3 separate regions of the Mus musculus genome follow, and all the other regions are linked to region 3. The links are chromatin loops, found by intact Hi-C in ENCODE. Cell type or tissue: heart. All regions are shown on one strand. Links, peaks and the distances in the headings refer to the core of each region. The heading gives the core; the rest is flanking DNA.

Region 1 (8,343 bases), core at 67-8,066, 100 kb before region 3:
TATATCAGGGTCCTTTCAGCAAAATCTTGCTAGCAAATGCAATAGTGTCTGGGTATATGCAAATTGTATCTTGGGTATTCTAAATTTCTGGGCTAATATCTACTTATCAGTGAGTGCATATCAAGTGACTTCTTTTGTGATTGGGTTACCTCACTAAGGATGATATCCTCCAGATACATCCATTTGCCCAAGAATTTCACAAATTCATTGTTTTTAATAGCTGAGTAGTACTCCATTGTGTAAATGTACCACATTTTCAAGGAGCTGAAGGGATCTGCAACCCTATAGGTGGAACAATAATATGAACTAGCCAGTATCCCCAGAGCTCCTGTCTCTAGCTGCATATGTAGCAGAAAATGGCCTAGTCGGCCATCATTGGGAAGGGAGGCCCCTTGCAAACTTTATATGCCCTAGTACAGGGGAATGCCAGGGCCAAGAAGTGGGAGTGGGTGGGTAGGGGAGCAAGGCGGGGGTAGGGTATAGGGAACTTTCGGGATAGCATTTGAAATGTAAATAAAGAAAATATCTAATTTTAAAAAGGCAAAAAAAAAAAAAGAAGAAGAAGAAGAAGAAGAAAAGAAAAACAAAACAAACAAACAAAAGCCAGTTAACAGACATTAAAGTTGAGCTCTTGGGTGCTATTCCCATGTTGTCCAGTAGGTGGGGCTTGTGTACTCTTCATCTTTACCAGGGAGCAGAGAACCGGGGGAGCCAGAGGGACCAGAGTTTCCAGAATTGTTTCTTCTTTAACTCTAGTTGGTTACTGGCCACACCAGTAATCTGCATTTTTGCAAATGCAGCTACTTGTGCTCAACAAGCTCCTAGGATACAAATAAATCTGATTTTGTGATTTAGATTGGTTTTAACATTGCAGTTTATTAAGTTTACAACGATCTTTCCTCCATTTAGATCTTTGGAAAATGTTTTTTTCTTTTTCTTTTTTTAAAAGGTTATGTTGATCTATTTGCAGTTATCCTTTGAATTAAAGTGTGTAAGCCACATATATACACGTCTAGACTCTTATAAACACATCTTCCAGACAATCCAAATCCAGAAGAATAAAATTTTCAATCAGGAGATTATTTAAAATGCAACCAAACAGAAGAAGCAAGAGGAGAGCAAGCTGGAAAGATTCACACGAGACAAGAAATAACAGAGGAGTCCTAAAAGCAAATATATACATCCTCCCATCCAGTGTGTAAATCTAACAGCTTCCTTGTATAAAGGAGGCAACAAAGTCCCAGAAAGCTGAAGGCGTGAATGCAGTCGGACAGGACCCAACACCCACTCCCTCCTCTCGTGAGACTGTGCAGGATTTACCAAAGAGATGCACTAGATCTGAGCCTGAGGAAGCACAACTTTAATTTTGACAATTGAAATTTCCTTATAATGATTCTTCCTTGGGCACATGCTAATATTAGCCACAATATGCTCTCAGAATCCCAGCAAGAAATGTGATCATTTGTTCAGCGTGTAAATTAAAGACCTACGCTACTTAACAGAGTACCCTTTAATCATGGGACCATTGAGTTGAACTCAACATCAAATTACGTTACATAAAATTATGAGTTGATTTCTGTTGCATTTTTTTTAGCTTAATTAAAGTGGTTAGGAGCTCCATATAATCCCAGAGTATAGATTGGTTTGTGCTGACTTTTTGATTTCTTTAGACTTTTGCTAAGGAGCTACCATACAAGCCATGCCTGGCATACATCAATAATCTTTGCAATTCCAGTTATTAGAATTTCCTTATGTAAAGAAAGAATAATATTTGTAGCTGCCATATTGAATAGGGCACATGTGGGTAGTCATTTATTTCTTTAATTTACTTTTACCATATAATTTACCTTTTAGTCTTTTCTTTTTTAGATTATAGTATTTTTTAGATTATAGACATCATGTCTTCCGCTCTTTCCTTCCACTGATCTGATCCTTCCCACATCAACTTCATTGCTCTTGTTCAAATTTTCATTGTTGTTACATGCATATATGTACACATAGTATATTCATACATATTCATAAATATAAGCAGTTTAGTCTGTATGTTACTCATGTATGTTTTCAGGCTTGACTCTTTGGTATTGGATAGCTAAGTGATATGCTCCTGCAGGAGAAATATTATTTCTCTCTCTCATCACTCCTTATGTGGCTGTCGTTCTTTGTGTATGGTTATAGTTCTGTGGGCTTTCTCCACCTATGTTGGCATGTCTGTTGTTCTTGTTCAGCTTCATGTTTCAGCATTCATACTAGTGAGACTTTATTGGTGTAGCCTTTGACACTTCCAGGAGACACAATCTCTCATGAATCTCCTGTGTCCCTTAATGGTCCTTCAAATCCCATCTTCCAGAATCTTCCCGGATCCCAAAGTGAGGGAGCGTTTTGTAAATGGATCCACTGGGACTGGGATCAAAAGCACAGTGCCAGACATAAAAAGCCCTGTTTTGAGTTGTTGGTCAGGGATGTCCAAGAGATCCCAGAACATACAGCCTCTTGCTATTGTCCTTGGTTGCCCACACAGAGGCAGAAGTTAAGTCCCTATTGCTGGAGACAGACACCATGCTTTTCAGAAACAGACCCTGGAGGCCCTTGAGCTGGATTTGATGGAGAGCCTTCCTAAGGACTTGCTTTTATGGTACCAGAAGGTGCTATGCATGCCTTTGCTACCACTGTGGATAGCCTGTTGTAGATAACTAACTGTGGAGGTCATAGAGAGAAGGGGACACAAAGTCACCTTCACGCATGACATTCAAGTCACCAAGTGCATTTCTTTCCTAGTTTACTTAGATTCAGAGGCAAACTTCCAAGTATCTATGAACAACGTTCAAGTGACTGTCACTTTATGCGCTTCTGCATCCCTGCCCTTGCATCGCTGACCACTCAATTTTATGTTAATTTTCCCATTGAGTGTCTGATGCACATCAGCCATTGAAATAGGCAGCTCTAAAGCTGAAGAACTGCATAACAACGAGTAATCTGGCTGGGCCAAGCACACATTTCCAGAGGAGCCCAGTCAACAAATGTAACACACTCCGTAAACCATTTGAGAGGAAGAGCAAGGGTGATTGGCACAATTGTGTCATTAAGACAAGGAAGCTAAGTCCAGGACACTAAATGATTTGTCCAAAATAATAAAGACAACATTTCAAAATGTTTCCTCAGACTGAAATCCATGCTTTTGACTTCAAGTATTTTGTATTTTCTCCCTCTGGTACCAATCCCAGAGTAGAGATTGGTTTATGCTGACTTCTTGATTTCTTTAGACTTTTGCTAAGGAGCTACCATACAAGCCATGCCTGGCATACATCAATAGTTTTTGCAATTCCAGTTATTAGAATTTTCTTATGTAAAGAAAGAATAATATTTGTCGTGAATGTAAACTTGTTTGAATCCTTGAGTTAAGTACAGAAGGCCTCTGTATGGATCTGATCTGCACTTGACGTGTTATCCATGCTTGAGCCCTTGGGTGTTCATAGATCATGAATCAGGCTTACACATGCATTCCTCGGCATAGAAGTGGGATCATCCTGTTTATGGGAAATCAGTGCAGGATCGCTGGCATCAATCTTCTGGTTGCGATACTCCTGCCTTTCTGAATAGAAGCCTGATTCATTTAGCCATCCTTAACTCTAAATGTTATCCTAACTCTAAATCTTATAGATAACTCTGTTTATAACAGCCACAGCTGTTATCAGCACTTGATTAACCAACACTGTGAGGAGGTTCAGATACCATGTCTACTTTACAGTCTTTTGGTCCCAAATGGTTCTAAAGGGAGGTGATGTGATATTTGCTTTCATAAAACAAGGCTAAGTGAAGGTCCCAGTGATGGGACAGTGTTTTCTTATCCCAGCCATCAAATTCACCAGACAGGTCTTCAGTTTTGAGAACTTTGTCTAGGTCTTCATGGATCACTGCCTACTCCCAGAATCCTTTGCACTTCCCCACAAGCATCTGCCAACACTATCCAGATCAAAAGAAATGGATAAGCAGCTCCCCACACACACTTTCTGGACAACAGAAAGGGTCTTGCTTTTTTTATTCACCAGTTTATCAACTTTAATTTGTACAACCTTCCTCTATGTGTCTGTAGCTCACCAATTGCTCCTTCAAGGCCCCTTTCCTACTATTTAAGAGTTCATTTGAAATATCACATTCCTACTTGACAGAAGTCTGTTAATTCTCTGAATGGTGTATAATAATCAATGCAAGGACAGTGAAAAATTGCACAGGAGAACCTCAGCTGTATGAGGGGCAGAAGGCTTCTCACATAGGGCTCTGATGCTCCCATTTGAACGTCTGATAGAAAAACAATTAGAAACGAAATGCCAATTGCTGCCATTCTGTCCCCCTGCCCTCTTAAGAATCTCTTATGAGAAGTGTGTACCCAGGAACTTTGCTTTGCCTTAAATTGTCTGTCAGAGTAAGAATCAAAGTAAGTTTTTGGCAGAGGCTGCCATAAGTGGAGATGTTGGAAAACAAGAAAACTTCTACTCAATAGTGAAATTTACCGTTTTCTTGTGGGTTTCTATGACTCCTTCATTAGACATTTAGAGTTGGACACTTTGTGAAAAACATTTCGTAACAGCTTTAAAAATAAAAAATAAAAAGAAGAGGGGAAAACCTATCTGTTCAGCTGGATAGTGTATCCATAACACAGCCAGGTATCCTTGCCCACATGATAGATATCTCCATAGTCTAGAATAGCCTGAAGCTAGTCTTGAACATTCTGAAAGCGGTATGCACAATGGAAGTGGCATCTAATTTCATCTGGAAGCATCAGTGTTTGCTCTGGCTTAGACATCTGCTCAGAGTGAAGGGAGACAGGAGGGAGGGGGGGTCTCCAGAACAAGCCTCCAACCCGCACATCTCTATCCTCCCTCTCAAAGCCACAAATGCATTTTACCTATCCAGTTCTGAATGTTTTAAGAGGAATATACCTTCATTAAATTATTTTAAAAACCATGGTATCCAGACAATTACTTTAGAAACATTTTTTCCCAAATAAGATTGATTTCTTCAGTGTGTGCATCAGCTCATTCTATGTGGCTAAGGCTTGAATACACAGTTCAGTTTTGCTGAATGTGCGATCTCATGTTACCGTGCGCATTTCAGCAGGACTTATTCGTTTCATCATAGGGCCTTCTCTCTCTTTGCTTACCTCGTTACTATGCGCCTGCTCTCTGAAGGGAAACTCTGAGGACCTCAGTACACACCATTTATTGAATATCATTGACATGGGCAGAGCTTCTGCCAGAATGCAGTAACAACCCACCGATTACAAGTTTAATCAAATTACATTGGTCAAAGATTGGTTTAGACAATTCCCTTTTCGAACAGTAGGAAAACAAGATAGAATACATTAATTTGTATTTATTATTATTGTATTTGTGACACTGGGCATTAAATTTAGAGCCTCACATGTTTTAGGTAAGGGCTCTATCACTAAACGATATCACCAGCTCTGTCTCTTTATTCTTGAGGCAGAGTCTCTCTGAATTGCTCATTCTGTCCTCCTGTCTCAGCAACCCAATTAATGGGATTATAGAACTTGTCCACTGGGTCTGCCTTGAAAATATTAATGTTGAGCACCCAAGTTTGCACCCAACCTGCACCCAAGTATGTAAGAACCATTTATCAACGAGTCATGAAACTCTTACTATTTCTGATACCATACTTGTCAAATGTGATTTCTGTTTATCAACTTCTGTGTGATAGTTGAGTGATAGTACAACAGAAGCTAACTGGGCCCTTAGTGACTTTGAGCACGACTTCCTGTTATCTATTGCACAGTATGGTAGCAATAGAAAAAAATAATGTGATCTGTATGTCTGATACATAGAACAAAGAACTTAGAAAGTTTATCCTGAAGCAATGAGAGGATGTTTGAGGAAAGGGCTACGCTTATCCTTCTTTAAACATTCTGAAATCCCTACTGGTATTAAAATACAGCACAATGTCTCATTAATATGTATGAGTTTTATATATCAACCAACAATTTACAAGGAACACTTAAGGTCTGATCTCATTTGATAAAAAAAGTAGTGAGTTCTTGATGAGGTGACTTCAATTGAGGAAAGAGAAAAAATTTACACCTACACACATATTCTCTTAATCTCAAATACTGTGTGAGAAGGTAAAGGGTTTTTCTGAAATTCTAACAGGGCCCTAGACCTTAGTAGGCACTCAGACCTAAGCACAACCAACTCCATAGTTCAAGTAGCACTCATGCCATGAAACTCAACAAGTAGCATCATATGCCTTGTTGGAAAGTGCCTAAACTTACTAACCTTGCCTTTGGGTTTCTTTGCTTCTTCTTCTGGCTAACTGATCTTATTAACTGAAGTATGTCAACCTAGCATCTGGTTTCTTTGTGCTCAAAATCTCACCCTGAGAAAGGCTCAAGGCTTCAGTGGGATCCCAAACACCCAGTGCAGTTGCCAGCTGGCTAATACAGACTTTCCATTGGCTAAAACTATGTCCAAGTAGTCATCTTTTTGTGGATGCACCAACACAGAACTGATTTCTAAGGAGCAGTGATTTTTAACTTCTCTTGCCTCAAACTTAGAAGTTACACAATCACTGTTTTTTGGAGGCCCTTTTCAACACAAATGGAAGATTAAAGGGTGCCTGCCTAGGAAACTATAATTTTTCTTGGACTTTTCCAGATTACAAGAGAGACAAAGTTCTAAACTAACCCCCCCAACCCCCACCCTCCGGCTGAAGTCCAGTGCAATTCTATGCAAAATGTTGTCTGTTTTTGTTTGTTGGTTGATAAGATAAAAAGCAAATCTTTATTAAATAAAATTTTCATTGAAAATATTTTTTTTTCACTTTGCCATAACTGAAAAGTTTTGCTACTCTCATTTTGAATCGTTTGGTCTAATAGCCTGTTTTATTCTTTTTAAAAAGTGTTGGGTGATTTTTTCTCTCTCTCTCTTCCTCTCTCTTTCTCTTTCTTTCTCTCTCTCTTTTAAAAGAGACATCCTATGATAATGGTTGAGTATTTTCCCACCTAGCACAGCTATAGTCACATTAAACGCCCCACGAACTAAGCATAGCATGGGTGGCTAAGATGACATAGGCAAATTCTTTTTATTTACAAACATTAAAAGAGACATTGTCTTTTATCTCGGAATATTTATATGTCCCAACCTAGGTCACAGAGACATGCCCATCTGTTTGTTTTTTGAATTCATGGTGTCAACAGTTTTGAGGTTTCCAGTAAAACATCAGAAATGACTACATTCTTTGGAGATGATGTCAAACCTGGCATTCTAGCTGGATCTTAGAAGCAAACAAAATATTTGTTTTATGTTCCGGAAGGGTTTGAATCACACAGTCAATTTTTGTAATTTTTATAATTTGTGAACACTCTCTATTAGTGCATGTGCATGTCTCTCTGTCTCTGTCTCTGTCTGTCTCTCTCTCTCTCTCTCTCTCTCTCTCTCTCTCTCTCTGTGTGTGTGTGTGTGTGTGCATGTGTGTGTGTGTGTGTTTAAGTTAGGAGAAGAAAAACAAAGGCAGCAACATATATCCTGATGGCTGTAAAAACACTGACCCCACAGAGCAGAGCATGGCTGAGAAATGGGCATTGTTGACTCTTGTTATGCTATCAGCAAGAAAGAAGATGAAGGGTGGGGGAATCAGCTTTATTTAAATAATATTTACTTGGACTTGGCCATGAGCATACCACTTTGAGGCCCATCAAAGTTTGCTAGAACCTCTTTGTCCTTTCCTTACCCACCTGGACGTTAGAAGTCCCTTTCCTGCAAACAGACTCCTCTGCTTCTCTTTCTAACAAACCTAGAATGCTGGGATCAGTGAGTAGCTCCTAGTGGATAAAGGAAGCCATTTCTTTGCAATTTCATTTCCACTGAATGTTAGTATTACCATTTCTTCCTGTTGTCACTTTGGTGTCATGTGGAAGCAGGTTTGCCACTGAGGTTATTTTCTGAGTGTTCCGCAAGTCACTATTAAAAAAAAAAATGATACAAGTTACCAATATTAATGGTTTCCATATGAACCATCGGGAAGGAATTATATGTGCTGTGAAGACCCTAAGAAATAAAAATGACTGTATTATTTAAAAATAGATATCCAAAATGCAGGGTAATAGTACATTCTTGTAATCTCAGTGCTTGGCAGGCAGAGGACAAAAGATCATGAGTTGGGCTCTACTGGGCTACATACTGAGCCTAAGGCCAGCTTGAACTATATAATATATCACTCTATCAGAAACAGAAGACAAAAAACTAAAATAATCTAAAAGTTGATAGCTACATTCAGAGAAAGAAATTGAATAATTATTTTATACTTTATTTAAAAGTCATCTCAAATGAATAA
Region 2 (8,343 bases), core at 67-8,066, 89 kb before region 3:
GATCACAACTATACTTTTGTCTGATTTCTACATTTTCCCCAAGATTTCTGTTACATCGTTACTGGTGATGATTCTAGGGGTCATTTGCTTTTGGGACACATTCCCACTTTGTTCAATGATGAACTCTGAAAGGTTTGAGAACATTGAGTATTAAAAGAATTGGACAAAGACCAAGTCCAATTAAAAGTTTAAAAATGACCGTGCTTAGGGTTTATCTTCTTCCCAAGGCATGCCCATGATGCTGTCCCCTGTGTGACCTGGTAAACATCACTTGGATTTTATGACTTGGAAATAAACATTGCTTGGTTTTACGAACATATGTGGAAAAATGAGATAGAAAATGCTATTAAGCATCACTTTTAAATTTGTTTATCAGGTTGCTCAATAATTCATATAATTGGGCCAAGCACACAAGAAAAAGAGAAAGACTGGTATTTGTTTTGGCAATGATGCTATAAGAAAAGATTTTAGAGGAATGTTGGGGCAGACACTGGAAGGGCAGGAGACTCCAGGAGTGGGAGGAGTTTGGAGCATCTGATAATGATGCTGCCCTTAACCAGTTCTCATCCAGCCCCTTATGTCCTTGACTTGGCTAGGTGTCATCCTTGGATGTTGCAATGGGCTTTTTCACAGGTAGATATATCCAGCCAAGTATCTTTCTACGTTAACCAACAAAGTTGCCAAACATCATTGTCTGATCAAATCTCCATCTCCCATTATCTCTCAGGTATATTGGATAGCTCAGACCTGCCTTCAGTAAGAATCATGCCAAGATTTCTTATCCAGAATTTTCTCACCTTTGACGTCTTCTTTAGACATAATTCTCCTAATCTTTGACATTTCTTAGCAATAACTTTTTATTCATCAACAATTTCTGTCTCAGCCTAGTCCTTCATCATAATTTCTGACTTCTTGTTATTATATTCATAATTGAGCTCAGTTTGATGCTGAGGTCTCTCTTTCCTATTTCAATGATTCCTGCACAAGATTTGTTTTAACTATAATTTCACATTTTTATTTCAATAGAATAAACATAGCAAATTTATTTTAATTTATTCAAATATCCTTTTAATTAAGTTCCGACAGTGGAGTGATAATAAGTAAGAATAATTGGTATAGGTAATACTATTTGAATAATAGTTTTAAAACACAGTAAACAAAAACCAAAGTATTTAAAGAGGATTATATCAAACTAAGGCTTTCTACATAGCTAAGGAAAAAATAAACAGAATATGAGACATTCTTTGCAAACTGTCCAATAAGAGATTAATATCTTGACTTTATAGGGATTTAAACAGATTGGCCAACAGAATAATCAAATTAAAAATGTACAAAAGACCTACATGCATTTAACTTAAAAGCATATACACAAAGAATCATCAGCTATGCAAAACTCTCATCACTGATTTTTCAAGGTTCTGGAAGTACAAACCAGAAGATACCAACTCATGCTAGTGTATACCCATTGATGAGCCTACCAGGCTCCAGTGGACATTTCTACTCTAATGGTCACACAAATGGCCTTAGTTAAACTCAATGGGTCACAAAACAAAACAAGCATAAGGATGTGGGAAAGGGAATTAGGAGGAGGAGTCTTGAGAAGGATAGAGTGGAACTATGACAGGAAAAAAAAGGTAAATAAAATGAATTTATTGAATAAATATTTAAACATAATACAGAATCAACTTAGTTGTCCGCATATGGATAAATGGATAAAGAAAACTTTATACTAAACCAAAGTATTCAACCACAAAAAAAAGATAGAAGCTTGCTATTTGGAGCGATATGAATAAAACTGAAAGTTATAGTAAATGACGTAAGCCAGCATCAGCAGAACAGTGAGCAGTGTGTAAGCTGAAAGCACAGAAGAACGTAGAGTGCTCATCTGTAGGGGGTAGGGAGGGAAGTGGGGAATGAGGACAATGGGAGGTTGGAAATAAGATACGCAGTTAGATAAGAGACGTAAGTTCTAGTATTTTATATATAGCATTTTAAGATGGCAACTGTTAAGACATTTATTATCTGTTCTGTAAAGAGCTCAAAGAGAAGAACCTATGGGTCTCAACACAGGCAAATGCTTAAATTTTGAGATAGAAATTCTAGTTACCCATGTATGTCTATGCATGTACTTGGTATGTTGGTGTAAAACATGTTGGCTTCAACATCACAGTAATCCTCCTGACTTAGCCTGAATAATAGGTTTACAGGTGTGTTCAACCATAGTTGGCTTCATTAGCCCAATTTGCTCAGTGTACATTGCACGCATGCATCAAATGATCAGAAAGCACCTTGTCATTCTGTACAATTATTGTGTGTCAAATAAAAAGGAAGAGTAACCTTTGAAACTATTGATGAATGAATGGGAATGAGTGAGTGGGGGAAGAGATCTATGAGAAAGGATTTTTAGCTTCTGGGAAGGGTGGGTGGGGAGCTTTCTGCAGCATGTTTGGGATGTAGATGGCTAGAAACTACCCAATTTTCCCCAAATGACCTGGCTTCCTATTTTCACTTCTGCTGCCTTCCCTTTCTCTGTTTTACTTTCTGTGTCATGCTTTCCAACGCCTTACTCAATGGCTTTTATTGTTGTCTCTGTCACTTTATTTTTACAGTGCTTTTTACTTAGGTTGTTGTTTTTTTCCAGCTGTTGAAAATAGTTCCTGGTTTTGTGATGAAATCACTTCCCCTAAGTCTGTCAAACCAGATTGTAAGGATTTGCCAAAATTTTAGATGATGTCACTGGATTTTGTCTTAATAGTGATTCATAAAAGTGGCTGATTTTAATTTGGAAAGGCACCCTAGGAGTGCTATTTTCCTATCCTGTGGACTTGTTTCTTCTCCTTCAGCACTTCCCTGTAGGTTCAAGCCCTAGACCTCCCCAATTCATACCAGCATTTCTTTGGTCATGTTAGCTCAAACCAAACCAAGAAACCATCACCTGGGTCTTTCCACAATGTTTGTATAAACGTGTCTCACTATGTCTGATGGTTTCTACAAGGGTTCTTCTCCATGTGTACTCCTTTGGGCATTCTTCCTATTTCATCATTCCATTCCTGTGTATTTTGGTGGGATTTCTTCTTCTGTCTGATCTTATTTTTCAAGGGTTCCTTTCCCCAAACAAGTAATGTTAACTCTCATAATGATGCCCCCTCCCCCAACCCCTGTTTTGTGTTTCTCTAACAGCTGAAAGGGTCCACGTCTTTCTTTGCTCTCCAGAAGCCTTCCCATGTGCGGTCCCTCTCCCCTGAGGATACTTTTGGGACAAACATCGTGCAGATGTTGCCTCTCAGTTTTCAGAATTCCCGTTCCAGGATGACTCCTGGGAATCGGACCCAGCTGTAGCTGCCTCTCCTTGTGGTGACTTGTTATTGAGAAGTTTGCTCAAATGTGTTCTCTACACAACTGATTGTATACTATACCAGTTGCTTTGTGTTTTAAAATATTTTATTTTCAACAAACTCCCCTGTGCTCTATATATCCTAAGTTTTTTCTCAACAATGAATTACCCAAACCTCCTTCCAATCTGTTCTCGACAATACTTTCTCCTCCCTGTTCCCTGGCATGTCATGCAATGGTCTAAATATTTCTGTTTTGTTTTGTTTTTTTTTTTTTCTTTCCCAAATCCAAGTGTTGCAATTTCAGCTCTTAACGTGATGCTTTTAGGGAGTAGGGTTGATTGGGTCACATGACAAAACACCCAAGAATAGAATGAATGCTGTTAAAAGAAGTCCCCTCAGAGAACCCTTTCTTCCATCCATGCAAGGACACAAATGACAGGCACCATCTGTAAAACAGAAAACAAAGACTCCTCAAGACACTATACTTTCTGGCTTCTGGATTTTCAAGTTTCTGTTCTTAACACTATAAGAAATAAATTCTGAGTATTTGTAAATTATCTATTTTTGGACAATTTCATAGTAAGCAGAATGTACTACAGCAGCTGTTGCATCAATTAGAAGCCAGTATCTTCTAGTAGGAGGTAACATGTCATGATGATTCTATAGTAGTGCAACCTTTATCAGCCCTTTGACCATTGCGGATCCCAGTATCTTGATGATCTACCCAGGATCTTGTGATACATTAGTGACATTACTGGGAAGCATGTTAAAAATCCAAAATGCTTGCATAAGACAGAGTTAATAGATTGTAATTTTCACTTTAACAAGTTCCCTATGAAACATGAATTCAGAGTATTCTCTTGAAATAGCTATATGTAAAATTATGTAAAGTATTAGTTTTTACCATCCAGTTTCTTATTCAAAGCTATCCACTTTATTTCCCAGGATGCATTGTGGTCCCATAGGCAAGCTATATATGTGCTCATAAACAAGATAAAAATAATTTTTCTTTCTCATACTCTTACAGGATTTCCTCAGGACCCTCTTGATGATCAGAGTAGACTGGAAATGTATGATGAAATACCCTAACCTGTTTCCAAATGTGATATATTATCATGCTACTGTGTGTGGAATGAGAATATAGTATTATAAACAACACATTTATGTCAATTTTTTTCTAACACAAACTCTTGAGTTTCAAATTATCATCACTCATTGGAAACACACTCATATCTGTACGAAGTTTTCAATCACGGCTTCAGAGAAAGGAATCAAAAGAAATGGAATCTTTAGAAGCTATACACAAAGAAGTACTATGTTTATTTATAAACATACAAGTGAGATGAAGAAACTGAAGAAAAATAATAGGTTAATTCCAGAGCATCCTCTGGAGAAGGAACACTACTTATTGGTCTGAACACCTCTATTGTCTCCTCATTCCATTTTTTTTTTAGACTCTTCCCCATAGCTCTCCCATTGGCTTGCTGCTTTTCATTGCTAATTAATTGAAATATTATTTGTCTTGCTTGTTTACTCATTACTGTAAATGTATTTAAAATTAAGTTTGGAGGGGTATGATTGGGGTACACCTAAGATCATTAAAAACATGAACATTTGCAAAACATTGCATTTCTATAGTGAAATTAGAGCAGGAATATAATTGAAGAAATTAATACTTATTTTATAAATAATTGAATGGTTTTTATATGTTAGCATAAAATATATAAAATCAGTCTATTAGGTAATAATTGAGGCATGTAGTGAGAAGATGAACATCTGTTGCTGAAACTCAAATTGTGCTATTAATTCATAATTTAAAATTCAATTAAAGTACTTCCCCAGCATATTTTCATTGCTTCTGAAGATTTTTATTATTTGTACAGCATGAGGCACAATATGGGAAGACATGCCATAGATAAAATACCATAGAGTATTAATAACTATAGAGTTAACATGTTGGTTGAATACAGAATGGGAGGACATGTGTAGGCCATATTTAGAAGGTTATATCTACCTCTTATCTTGTGAGTTTGTATACAAGATAAAATAACCTCTTCTTTGTGATTCCCCCCTGCACTTTCATGTCTTTAAAACAAATCTTTTTAGGAATATTTATTTTATTGGTGTGAGTGTTTTGCCCACATGATTTATGTGCACCACATGTGTGCCTGGTACCCACAGAAGTCAGAAGAGGGTGTTGTATCCCCTGGAACTGGAGTTGTAGGTGGCATGTCACCATGTGAGTGCTAGAAACTGGGTCCTCTGTAAGAACAAGAATGCTCCTAACCACAGAGCCAACTGTCCAGCTCCAAACTTTATGGTTTTACAATAAAATGTTCTGCATTTAGAGACTTTCCTTCACCTCAGGCAAATAATGATGGCTGTGCATTAACTGAGTTAAGCTTTCTCAGCATCAGAACCCTTATATGAAATTTGTACATGTGAAATCAGATTTGCATCTTCCTTCACATATATTATAGATATGAAGTACATATATGATAAGTACAAATGGTAATTTTCCAGAAGGATCCACCATAAATTCATATATATGTATGAACATATATGTGTATATAATCACAGATATATCATATTTATAGCAGAAAGTTATGCCTGAACACATTGTATAGTAGATTTTGTACTTTGAGAAATTTACTAAGAGAATTCTTGAAATAGGATCAAGTTTTGAGTGGAAAGCAAAATGAACCCTGACATGGTAATGATGAAAGTGTTCAAGGGTTTGTAATATTTCATAGTCTGGAAATAAAATTTACAGTGTTCTGGGTCAGACAGTTTGGTAATAACAATTTAGTCTACGATTACAGTTAGGAAATTGATGTCACTTTCCACTGGATTCCACAGAGGTTCCAGGACGTTTCTTAAACAAAATAACAGAGACATCTCTGTGATTCATTTCCTAGTGTCAGTCATGGTTCACAGATGCTTTCTGGAATCCTGTGAGGACCATGGGCAGCCTCTACTCAGACACTTCCTGCAGTCTTGAAATAAATTCAGTGCTAGAATTTGTCATGTCAAGAGAGGACTCTGAGTTCAGGTATGTGTTTATCATCCCAGCCCAGGAGAAATTTGTGATCTTGTTGAGAAATTTGATGGTTAAATTATCATGTGATACACACTGATGAAACTTCAAACACCACTGTGAAGATATAAGTGAAGAACAAGTTTATCCAAAGAAGCTAGAAAAGTCGTCAGAACCTGCAATATTTGAGTGGAATTTTAAAGGATAACTTGGAACCAGCCAAGCAGATCAGAGTCACAAAAGCAAATCCCACAGTAGTAACAGCAGATCTAAGTATAATTAACTCTTGTTTCAGACTTTCATATTTGGGGGACAACTTTGACACAAATGACGTTCACCACATACATGAACAAAAGCTGGAAAAAATGTAAACCTCTAAAGCCAAACCAATCAACCAACCAACCAATCATCACTACCAACAGAATAACCATGGGGAAGATTTTCACATTGTTTATAACATGGTATAATATAGATACCTTAAGCATTTGTGGATGTTATAGAAATATGAAAATACATTTAAAGAAATTTTGTTTATATTTGTGTATGTCTCTCTGTCTCTGTTTCTCTGCCTGTTTGTCTCTCTGTCTCTCTCTTGTCTCTGTCTCTATCCCTCTGTCTCTCTCTGCCTCTCTGTGTGTGTGTGTGCTCGCTCACATGTGTGTGTGTGTGTGTGTGTGTGTGTGTGTGTGTGTGTTTGTGTGTGTGTATACTAAGGGTGTCTGAGTGCTCATGGAATCAGAAGAGAGCATCATATAACCTGGAGGTACAGGTTCAAGAATCTGTGAGTCACCAGAAGGAGGCGTTCAGAACTGAACTCTACAGAAGCAGTGAGATTGATTTTTTATATTTTATATTTTTTATTTTTATTTTTTTACACTCAATATTCTATCCCTCACCCCCACCCAGATCTACTCTCCAAATGTTCCACACCACACACCTCCTCCCCAACCCACCCCCATCTCCACGTGGATTGCCCCCAACCCCACCTGACTTATAAACTCCCTGGGGCCTCCAGTCTCTTGAGGATTAGGTGCATCATCTCTGAATGAACACAGACTTGGAAGTCCTCTACTGTATGTGTGTTGGGGGCCTCATATCAGCTGGTGTGTGCTGTCTGTTTGCTGGTTCAGTGTTTGAGAGATCTCAGGGGTCCAGATTAATTGAGACTGCTGGTCCTCCTACAGGATTGCCCTTCTCCTCAGCTTCTTTCAGCCTTCCCTAGTTCAACAACAGGGTTCAGCTGCTTCTGTCCATTGGTTAGTTAGAAATATCTGCATCTGACACTTTCAGCTGCTTGTTGGGTCTTTCAGAGGGCAGTCATGCTAATTCTCTTTTTGTGAGAGTACTTCTTAATCTCAGTAATAGTGTCAGGCCTTGGGACCTCCCCTTGAGCTGGATCCCACTTTGGGCCCATCGCTGGACCTTCTTTTCCTCAGGCTCCTCTGCATTTCCATCCATGTAATTCTTTCATACAGGAACAATTATGGGTCAGAGATGTAACTGTAGGATGGCAGCCCCATTCATTTATACAATGGAATACTACTCAGCTATTAAGAACAGGACATCCTGAGTTTTGCAGGTAAATAGCTGGAACTAGAAAATTTCATCCTGAGTGAAGTAACTCAGACTCAAAAAGATGTGCATGCTATGTACTCACTAATAAGTCAATATTAGGGAAAAAAATACAGAATACCCAAGATACAGTAGACAGAACTCAAAAAGATCAACAAGTCAACAAGCTGAAATGCTCAAGTGAGGATGCCTCAGTCCCACTTGGGAGAGAGAGAAGAAAGCATTCACAAGTGGGGAGGGAGGGAGAGACCTGGGAGGGAAAGTGGACATGGGGTTGGGGGAGTAGGGGGTAGAGGGGAACCTGATCTAGTATTGGCTGAGGGAAAAGGACCCAAGCCCTGAGGGCCAGCAGAAAGAATGTAAACAGGCAACCTCAGGAAATAGGAGGTTGGGGCCACC
Region 3 (8,343 bases), core at 23-8,022:
GTAACCTATCTCCAGCTTTCCTGCATCCCACTCTACCCATGATCCTTTGCTGAGAAAGAATTCTGTCTTTGTTGCTAAGGTCTACAGCGATGAAATCCCCTCAAATCCTGACTTCATTTTGGAGAACCAGAACCTAAACGTAAAACAGTCTCATCAGGTTTCCGAAGATAGTCACCGGCTTCCAGACCTCTTAGAAAATAAAAGGGTGTCTGGAGGCATTGCTGGGCTCTGGTACTCGTCAGAACTGTAGTGTTCAGGGTGTGACTTAACTCATTTGGATATGATTTTGGTGAGGAGTGAGTAGACTTTGACAGCAGTGCAACTGCAACTGTACTTGCTGGTGGGCTGTCGGTGGGAATCACGGTGTGAGTGGCTTTTGCAACATCTGTGGTATTCACTCTGAACCAGAATATTTCACATATCTAAATTCCCATGGTTTCAGAAAATCCAACCCTCACATTGCAGCCCGGGGTAGGGGAGCTTAAGCTATCTCTACAAAGCACCGTCTCCTGCCTCCGAGTCACTTTTTTTTTTTTTTTTTAAGATTTATTATTTTATGTATGTGAGTACGCAGCTGCTCTTTTCAGACACACCAGACGAGGGCATCAGATCCCATTACAGATGGTTGTGAGCCACCATGTAGTTGCTGGGAATTGAACTCAGGACTTCTGGAAGAGCAGTCAGTGCTCTTAACCACTGAGATCTCTCCAGCCCCCCTGAATCACTCTTTACGTTACAGTGCAGACACTTGAGACCCATGGACGGTGTCCTGACTTTGCTTTTACTTAACTGTATATGACTGTGTGATGATCCTATGTTTTTGCACCTAAAAAAAAATGAAAAAAAAAGAACCATATACTTGATATAACACTTATATATAACAGCTGTTCATAAATGAAGCTTGATAAATGTGAAGAAACTTAAAAGTTGTCATTAAATTAAAAAAAAAACATTACATAGGGAAAGCATTTGTCTCTATATATCCTTAAACAAGGTTTACGAACTATTAAAACTTTTTAAATATTGGGTGATTACAATGATGATTAAAGTGCCTGTGTGTGAGTGTGTGTGTGTGTGTGTGTGTGTGTGTGTGTGTGTGTGTGTGTGAGTGTGTGTGTGTGTGTGTGTGTGTGTGTGTGTGTGTGTGTGTAATATGTGGTTGAGGCATTGACTCTTTACTTCCTCCTTTACCTGGCTTCCAGAGGTTCAACGCTGATTGACAGGCTAGGAGCTGTAAGTACCTTTGTCTTCTAAGCTGTCTCTTGGGTCCCGGTATTGAACTTGTGTGCAGTTTTGAAAATGAGAAGGCATCGTATCTTAGAGATTTAACAGTAACTCTTCCTGTGTGTGTGCTCATTCTCCTTATGATGAAGCACAGCTATGTAACCTGGATTCAGAATTAGAATCTCTGGGAGCTGCCTTGTGCTTTGGGTCTTACTTAGCTTCATGGGCAGGGAGAGGTCACTGGTTCTCAATTTTTATATTTTCAAAACAGGAGGAGCAACTCTTCTTGGCTAGTTCAATTGTAAACTATATAACACACCAGAAAATAATGGAAAGTAATATTTATGGCGCACTTATACTGAAAGTAAGTTGAAATAAATTTGTTCTATACATTGTCTGCTTTCAAGCTCCATCTAAGACTAACCACTGAGTTACGTTTTCTATGTATTCCACAGGTGCAGAGACTGAAGCTTGGGGAGGTTAGGGGAGTTGCTTTAATTCCTAAACCTGTCATCAAAGGGAAGAACCCAGATATGAACTTTAAACCTAACAGCCCCACCAGTAAAAATTCAAACTAATTTATATGCATCTTTTGTTTCCTCTTGCCAACTTTATTCTACTTTTCTTTCCTATTTCTTTGCTTTCATCTCCTGTCTTATTCTACATTAGGCAATGACTGCTGCCACAATTTGTCCTGACTCACTAGAGTGAAGTTCAGTGTTGCTAAGAAACAAATCATCGATTAAGAAAGACAATGACTATAGTAACTGTGTTAGAGGGACTATGTGTGTTTTCTGGGAGTGAGGCAATGAGCAAGGAGTTATCGCATGTCAGAAGAAACTTATAAATACAAGCAACATTCAGAGGAGAAAGTCAATTAGTGCCAGAAGAAAGGGCATGTTCCTTACACCAATGTCAGCGAACACTTGGACTCAACAGAATCACTCAGCATGCTTCGACTCTGCAAGAATGGAGTGTGTGGAGGGAGAGGTTAAAAGACAGGCAGTTAGACTTGGGAAAGAAGTCAAAATAAGTCTAGCTACATCCTCCCCCTCCCTCAGATTCCCTCTCAAGAATTTAATTCCTTCCAGCTCCATAAAAATAAAAAAATATTTCCTGTCAAAGCATGCACTTAGGTGGGTAAAGGAAGGATAGGGGGAATCTCCTCCTTTTTCATAGATGGTGGCTTCAAGTCCCCACCTGATCAGAGCCTGGAGGCCTGAGCAGAAAAATGCGAGTCAGAACCTGGGAAGGCAAACAGAGCAACCCACAGCATCCAGAGATGGAATTATAAAATCTCCAAAAACTTTCTTCACTGCCTGAATAAACATGTTACTCAATTTGCACTTTCTTCTCCTCCCCCTGCCTATTTACTGAAATTTAAAAAGAGCCACAGAAAGTCCTAATTACATAAGGGACCCATCTATAAAAATTATTATTTTTTTCTTTACTTACAAACTAAATCTTATTGTAATCAGTGTCTAGTTTCTATGTGTTTTATTCAACAACAGCAGCAAAGAATAGACAGTAAGGAAGTTTTTGAAGCCGTAGGTAATGAAAATAATAAACAACATATTTTCCAGATTAAATTCTGGCTTTGTCCCAGAACACCATAGAAATGCATTCAAAATGCACAGAGAACTCCAGAGCACTTGAACTTCAGAGCCCAGGAGTAATTCTATGGAAGTCTAATTAGTCTTCTCTGCAGACCACATTTAAAAAAGCTTTAGGATTAATGCCATTCCATTTTCCAGACCCACACATCTCCAAAGCAAGGGGGAAAAAAGTCATTTCAGAAGGATAATAAATACTACTTACAAACAAGACTGGAAAGGGTGGAGACTGGAATGGGGTTGGGGGTGGGGAGACAAATTCTTCAGTTACAATCTTTTAGAAAAAAAAAAAAAAGACAAATTTCAAATCAAGTTGCTCCACTAGACTACAAAAGCAGTTTGGAATGCTGGGCGGATGCAAAGGGATAAAGCAAATGTGGAGGGGGAGGGAGAAGGGGGCCGATAAAGTTTCTGGCTACAATACAAGAGACGTATCATTACCATATGATCTAATGTGGGTGTCAGCTGGATGCGCTCACGCAGTGAAACCTTAGTTCTTAACTGTGCTATGGAGTAGAAGCAGGAGGTTTTCAACCCAGTGACAGTCACAGGGCAGCACCACCCCCTCCTCCTTCTTTCCACACCTGCAAACCCTTTTGCCTGGGCTGCATAGTTAGTGTTAATTACATCGCAGCTTTGAGGGCTCCTGTGGCAAATACCCGGATTAAAAGGTATGGCTTTCAATAATTGTCCTGAACTCTGCTACAGGCTAATAAAGCTTCTGTCAAGTGGAGGGCAGAAGAAAATATCTGGTGAGAAAAAGGAACGAGAAGGAAGCTGTGCTAAACTTTTAGTAATCTTTAGACAACGTTAGAAATGAATTGCTTGAAAACAGAAGTTAAGTACTCGGTAAAACAAACAAACAAAAAGGCAAAACTGTTTGAATGCATTGGTTTTGTGCTCTTGCTTCTGTTCTTGCAAATATGCTTATTAAAAACTTGTAACCTAACACCATGACTTGTCTATATTGGTAGTTTTGTGTTTGTACTGATGAAATGCTTTGCTCTTTATAAACTGTCAGCAGAAAAGCATTCGTAACTAGCATATTGCTTGTGCCTAAATTAGGTATTTAAGGGTTTCTTCTCGTGCTGTGTTCTTGCATACTTCACAATCTTTAAAACATCAGCAAGACAAGTCTCTGGCTGTAGAAATATAATGCCTACTTCTGCAACACCAGAAATGAATAGGAATTATTACCAGAAAGGTGAAAAGGAACACAGGAAATATTTATGATGTTAAAGATCTGAGATAATACAGCTGCAGAGCTCTTTGGTTATAAATGTTTCTGTCAATATTTTCGATGCAAATTAACCTTTCTTATGAGGTGCATTCACTATGAGGTGAGGGTGGGGGTTGATTCTCATTTTAACTTAAAGCAGAGTAAGCAGAGGACCACTGGTTACGTGTGCCCCAGTGTGTGACTCCAGTGATCTCTGTGCCTGTGGCTTTTTCTTCCTGCAGCTGCTTATTTTAGCAGACCTCTCCAAAAGAAACATAGGTTTTATTGTAGTTCTTGTTTGTGGACAAATGTATTTTTATTGCTTGTATTTTAATTATTCCTATTGTTACTGAAGTTTTAAATTCACCTTAAAATGAGGGATTTACAGATTCACTTCATACATACGTGTTAAGTTTTAACTCTGAAACACCTAACAACAGTATAAGTATGTTTATACAAAAGTTAACCTGGATGAAATAGCTAAGTAAATAAAGAAAGATTGTTTTGGGGCCAGACAGATTACTTTTGGTGAGACATTTCGGAACTTAAACAACTCTTTTTAGTGGAAAAATGGCTTTACAAATATTTGAGAGGAACAGTTTCTACAAGATATAGTGTTGCTTCAGTCACAACCTGTTCGTTTGTAAATTGTTTTTTGTTGTTCTAGTTGCCATTTATAACAAAAGGAAAAAAAAACAAACAAACAAAAAAACAAAACAAACAAACAAAAAAAAAAACACTGAAGAAATGTTGAGGACCAGTGACTCTTAAGATTTCTCTTAAGTTAATTGCTCTAAACACGCTGGATCTTTGAGTAGTATAAAAAATATTTTAAAAGAAATTTCATGGGAGAACTGGAAGAAAATTTATAAGCATTTTTTTAGGATAACAGAGTTCAAAAACATGCATATATGCATGCACACTTGCACATATACACACATACACACATGAGAGAGAAAGAGAGAGAGAGAGGGTATTAATGAAGTGGTATGCAGTCTGGCTGTATCAGGCTTTAGTCTAAAGGAAGATTGAGCAGAGAATTTGTCCTATTTTAACAAGGTAAACACATATAAAGAAAGATGGTGTTCCTCAGAGCCTGGGCTCAACATTTCCTTTTTAGGGTTGATAGGGAAGTCACCAGGCATGTCTGCTTTGGAGCGTAGATGACAAAGAGACATCTCCAGAAATGCTCCTTATTCTTATTAAATCTGAGATTACGTTGTTTCATTTCTTTTCTTCTCCTAAAATTACAAGGCATTAAATATGCAAGTCCAGCAAACTTGTGGTAAACCATAAACATTCTATTTTAATGTGAAGCAGTCTTCTCCTTTACTGCAATCCAAATAAACATCCCTAAACAATAACCTCCCTTTAAGAGCAGCTGAGTGGGATTGGGTTACTAGAGGACACTTGCCCTTGAACTTGGGGAGGTTGGATGAATCACAATCTTTATGATTTTTTTTTAAATTGAGAAATCACAATTATGTATGGAGTATTCTGTTTTAGACATACTGCAGTATTAGATGTAAATTAAAAATGAATGTGTGGAGTTTTTTTTTTTTTTAACTTGTGTGTGTGTGTATTTCCTAGTGTTTTTGGAAAAAGCTTCAAGGCTATACATTCTGTGTATTGTTATATGGAAACATAGTAGCGAGTAAATCCAACATATTTGCAGAGATGCAGCTCTTCTTGAGATCACGAGTCTGAAAGTGATGCCTTCAATGGTTGAGGATGACTTCTAAGAGCTGAAGAGGGATCTTAAGCCATGTCCGTTCAAAAAATAGGTGGCTTGATCTCTTTTGATTGTTCATTTTGAGTTATCTTTAATTAATATCCAAATAACTAGAAATTTGCTGTGAATATACAATTTGGGCTCTAAGACATCAGACTTGTTTGGTTTCTTGGAGCCAGCAGAATGCACTGTGTTATTAATAAACTGATGGTAGCTGAGTCACTTGTGTTCAAAATATTGTGCAAGGCATGGGTGAAGAACAAGGAATACTAAGGCACGCCCTGAGGGAGAACATCCACTAATGTTGGGGTAAACACAGAAAGCCCATTATAACATGATAAGTTCATTAAAAGAGGTCAGAATATCGTGCTTCAGATCACAGAAGCGGTAACGAGCAGCACCCTGCTCAGAGGAGAAGTGAGGGGAGACAGGGGCAGGAGACCCAGAATCTCACGTAACCTTTAAACTTCTTCAGAAGGTAGGTAATCAAAATGGCAAAGCTGTCTAAGTGTGGGGGGTTGAAGTAAAGAAAATGTCTGGGTTGAAGTGGGAGAGAGAAAATGCAGAGAATTGTATCTTTAAGTACCAATTGATACCAAATAATGTCTGGCTTCTCAACCAACTTAGGAACCATGGTTATCATTGACAGGTCAGAAGATGTCAAAAAATTGTGTCAGTAGATCTGTACAGAAGAACCTTAAATTTTATACGATGGCTTGGGCAGCAACATGGTGGAAGATGATTTGAAATAATAGAAATATTTAGAGCAGAAACAAGTTGGAGTCTTTTACAACAATTTTATGGGGTGGTAGATGAGACCAAAGGAAACACAGGAGGATCTGGAGATGAATAGGGCTTAAGGAGATGTCTCTGGAAGAAGTTGGAGATTTCTTACTACAAAGGCACAGTTTTATTTGACTGTCATATGACAGCACTGAGCCAACATGGTAATACAACCATGATTTCTTATTCAAGGACACCCTGACAGTGATCTGGCATATCGTCTTAATCCATACCCCAAGATGAGACACACTATTTCATACTGTTTGAATTGCTACTGGCAAGGAAATGGTTTACTTATGTCTGTAATCACCTTTACCTCCTTTTAAAGACCTTTTGCTGAATGCTTGACTTCTTCATGGCAAATGTTATTTTCTATACTTTTTCTCTGTGCTCTCACTCTGCTATGATATATTATGTATCAAATTGCACATAAATCAAGTGGCATCCTTGCTCAGAAACCCTTCTCTTTGTTTCCCTGGTCCCCAGGTCGTGAAAATACATGAGATAATCATGAAGGCAACTCTCATCTTCTTCCTTCTGGCACAAGTCTCTTGGGCTGGACCATTTGAACAGAGAGGCTTATTTGACTTCATGCTAGAAGATGAGGCTTCTGGCATAATCCCTTATGACCCTGACAATCCCCTGATATCTATGTGCCCCTACCGATGCCAGTGTCATCTTCGAGTGGTGCAGTGTTCTGATCTGGGTAAGTGTGTCTGGCCAAAGGTATGCCTCTTCTTCATGGAACTGAGTTCTCTTGAGTGCTTGGCCCTTTGAGGTCTCATCTCTGCAATTCCAGAAGTAAGAGACACACCCCCTAAAGAGGAGTAGGGCAAATAGTCAAGGAGAAAAAGAATTAACTTTGAGGCTAGGACACTTTAGGCTTTCCACGCTACACTGCCCCACCTCTCACCCTTTTCAATCAGGTCTACAAAGGTTTGTAGTGAATCACTTTAAAAAAAAACTTAATGACTTGAATAGATCCCCTTTTTGCAAAGTAAAATGTCTACCAATACATCATCTATATTGTGTTTCCAGGGGGATGTTTATTCTTTCCCATTTTCATTTTTGTTTCTTTTTCTAAATTTTTGATTTGGTTTCCTAAAGTGTTAGATACTATGAAAACTTGGAAAGTCCCTTTACTCTTTACAGGTTCCAGGCAACAGAGATTAAACGTGACTAACTTGCAAAATGCATAGTTATCAGAAGCAAAATGAGATGGATTGTGCAACAAAAAATTATCTTCAAGATGCACAGGCATTCCCTGCATTCTCTGGTCTGGGTTCCCATGTAGCTTTGGCAGCCGATTATGGTCTTTAGAACTATTCAACAGGAATATTTATAACTAAAGCACAATGTAAATATCTGATATAATCTCATGTTCTGAAACTTCAGCTCAATACACTAAAGAGAGCTGGCTTATCTGTTTGAAAGTAAAAATTGGCCTGGAATTCCAAAAGCCACATGATTAGAAGATAAATCTTCAGAAAGTTTGGAGGCCCAGCAGTTGAGCCAAAGGTTAATGCATTGGCTTCCCATGGCAGCTGCTTTCCCTTCTTCTCTTTACTTGTCTATTTTCTTATCGCAAAAAAAAAAAAAAAAAAAAAAAAAAAAAAACCATGATCACAGGACTAGTGTTTTTGCTGTGTGTCTTGCTTATAGAAGAAATACCACAGCATAAGAAGGTGCTTCACAGAGAAGCCCCATAGTTATTCAGGGCAATTTGCTAGGCATATTTTGCAGAAAAATGATCAGTAATATTAACCAGGGAA

What was found. Peaks named below come from ENCODE experiments on the same cell type or tissue, not always from the same donor. Only the 100,000 strongest peaks of a DNase experiment are listed, where the experiment ranks them.
Region 1: it touches region 3 in a loop (6-fold over the local background); 5 of 42 quality-filtered maps call a loop at or near these places.
Region 2: it touches region 3 in a loop (2.0-fold over the local background); 5 of 42 quality-filtered maps call a loop at or near these places.

Annotation. Positions count from the first base shown.
Region 1 is chr10:97,375,333-97,383,675 of GRCm38, forward strand. No RefSeq gene overlaps it. Among named protein-coding and RNA genes, the nearest start is that of Mir3966, 44 kb to the right of the region's middle. In heart, for the core only: a CTCF peak has its summit at 651; a DNase peak (open chromatin) is centred at 6,449.
Region 2 is chr10:97,387,128-97,395,470 of GRCm38, forward strand. Gm34114 (a long non-coding RNA gene) reads right to left here. Exons shown (of 4, transcript XR_380718.2): 4 at 1,631-3,781. Among named protein-coding and RNA genes, the nearest start is that of Mir3966, 32 kb to the right of the region's middle. In heart, for the core only: no CTCF peak of the experiment used is centred there; DNase peaks (open chromatin) are centred at 534 and 3,284.
Region 3 is chr10:97,476,282-97,484,624 of GRCm38, forward strand. It overlaps Dcn (decorin), which reads left to right and starts at 3,219. Exons shown (of 8, transcript NM_001190451.2): 1 at 3,219-3,508; 2 at 7,058-7,277. The coding sequence starts at 7,082. In heart, for the core only: no CTCF peak of the experiment used is centred there; DNase peaks (open chromatin) are centred at 3,280 and 6,120; H3K4me3 peaks cover 970 bases.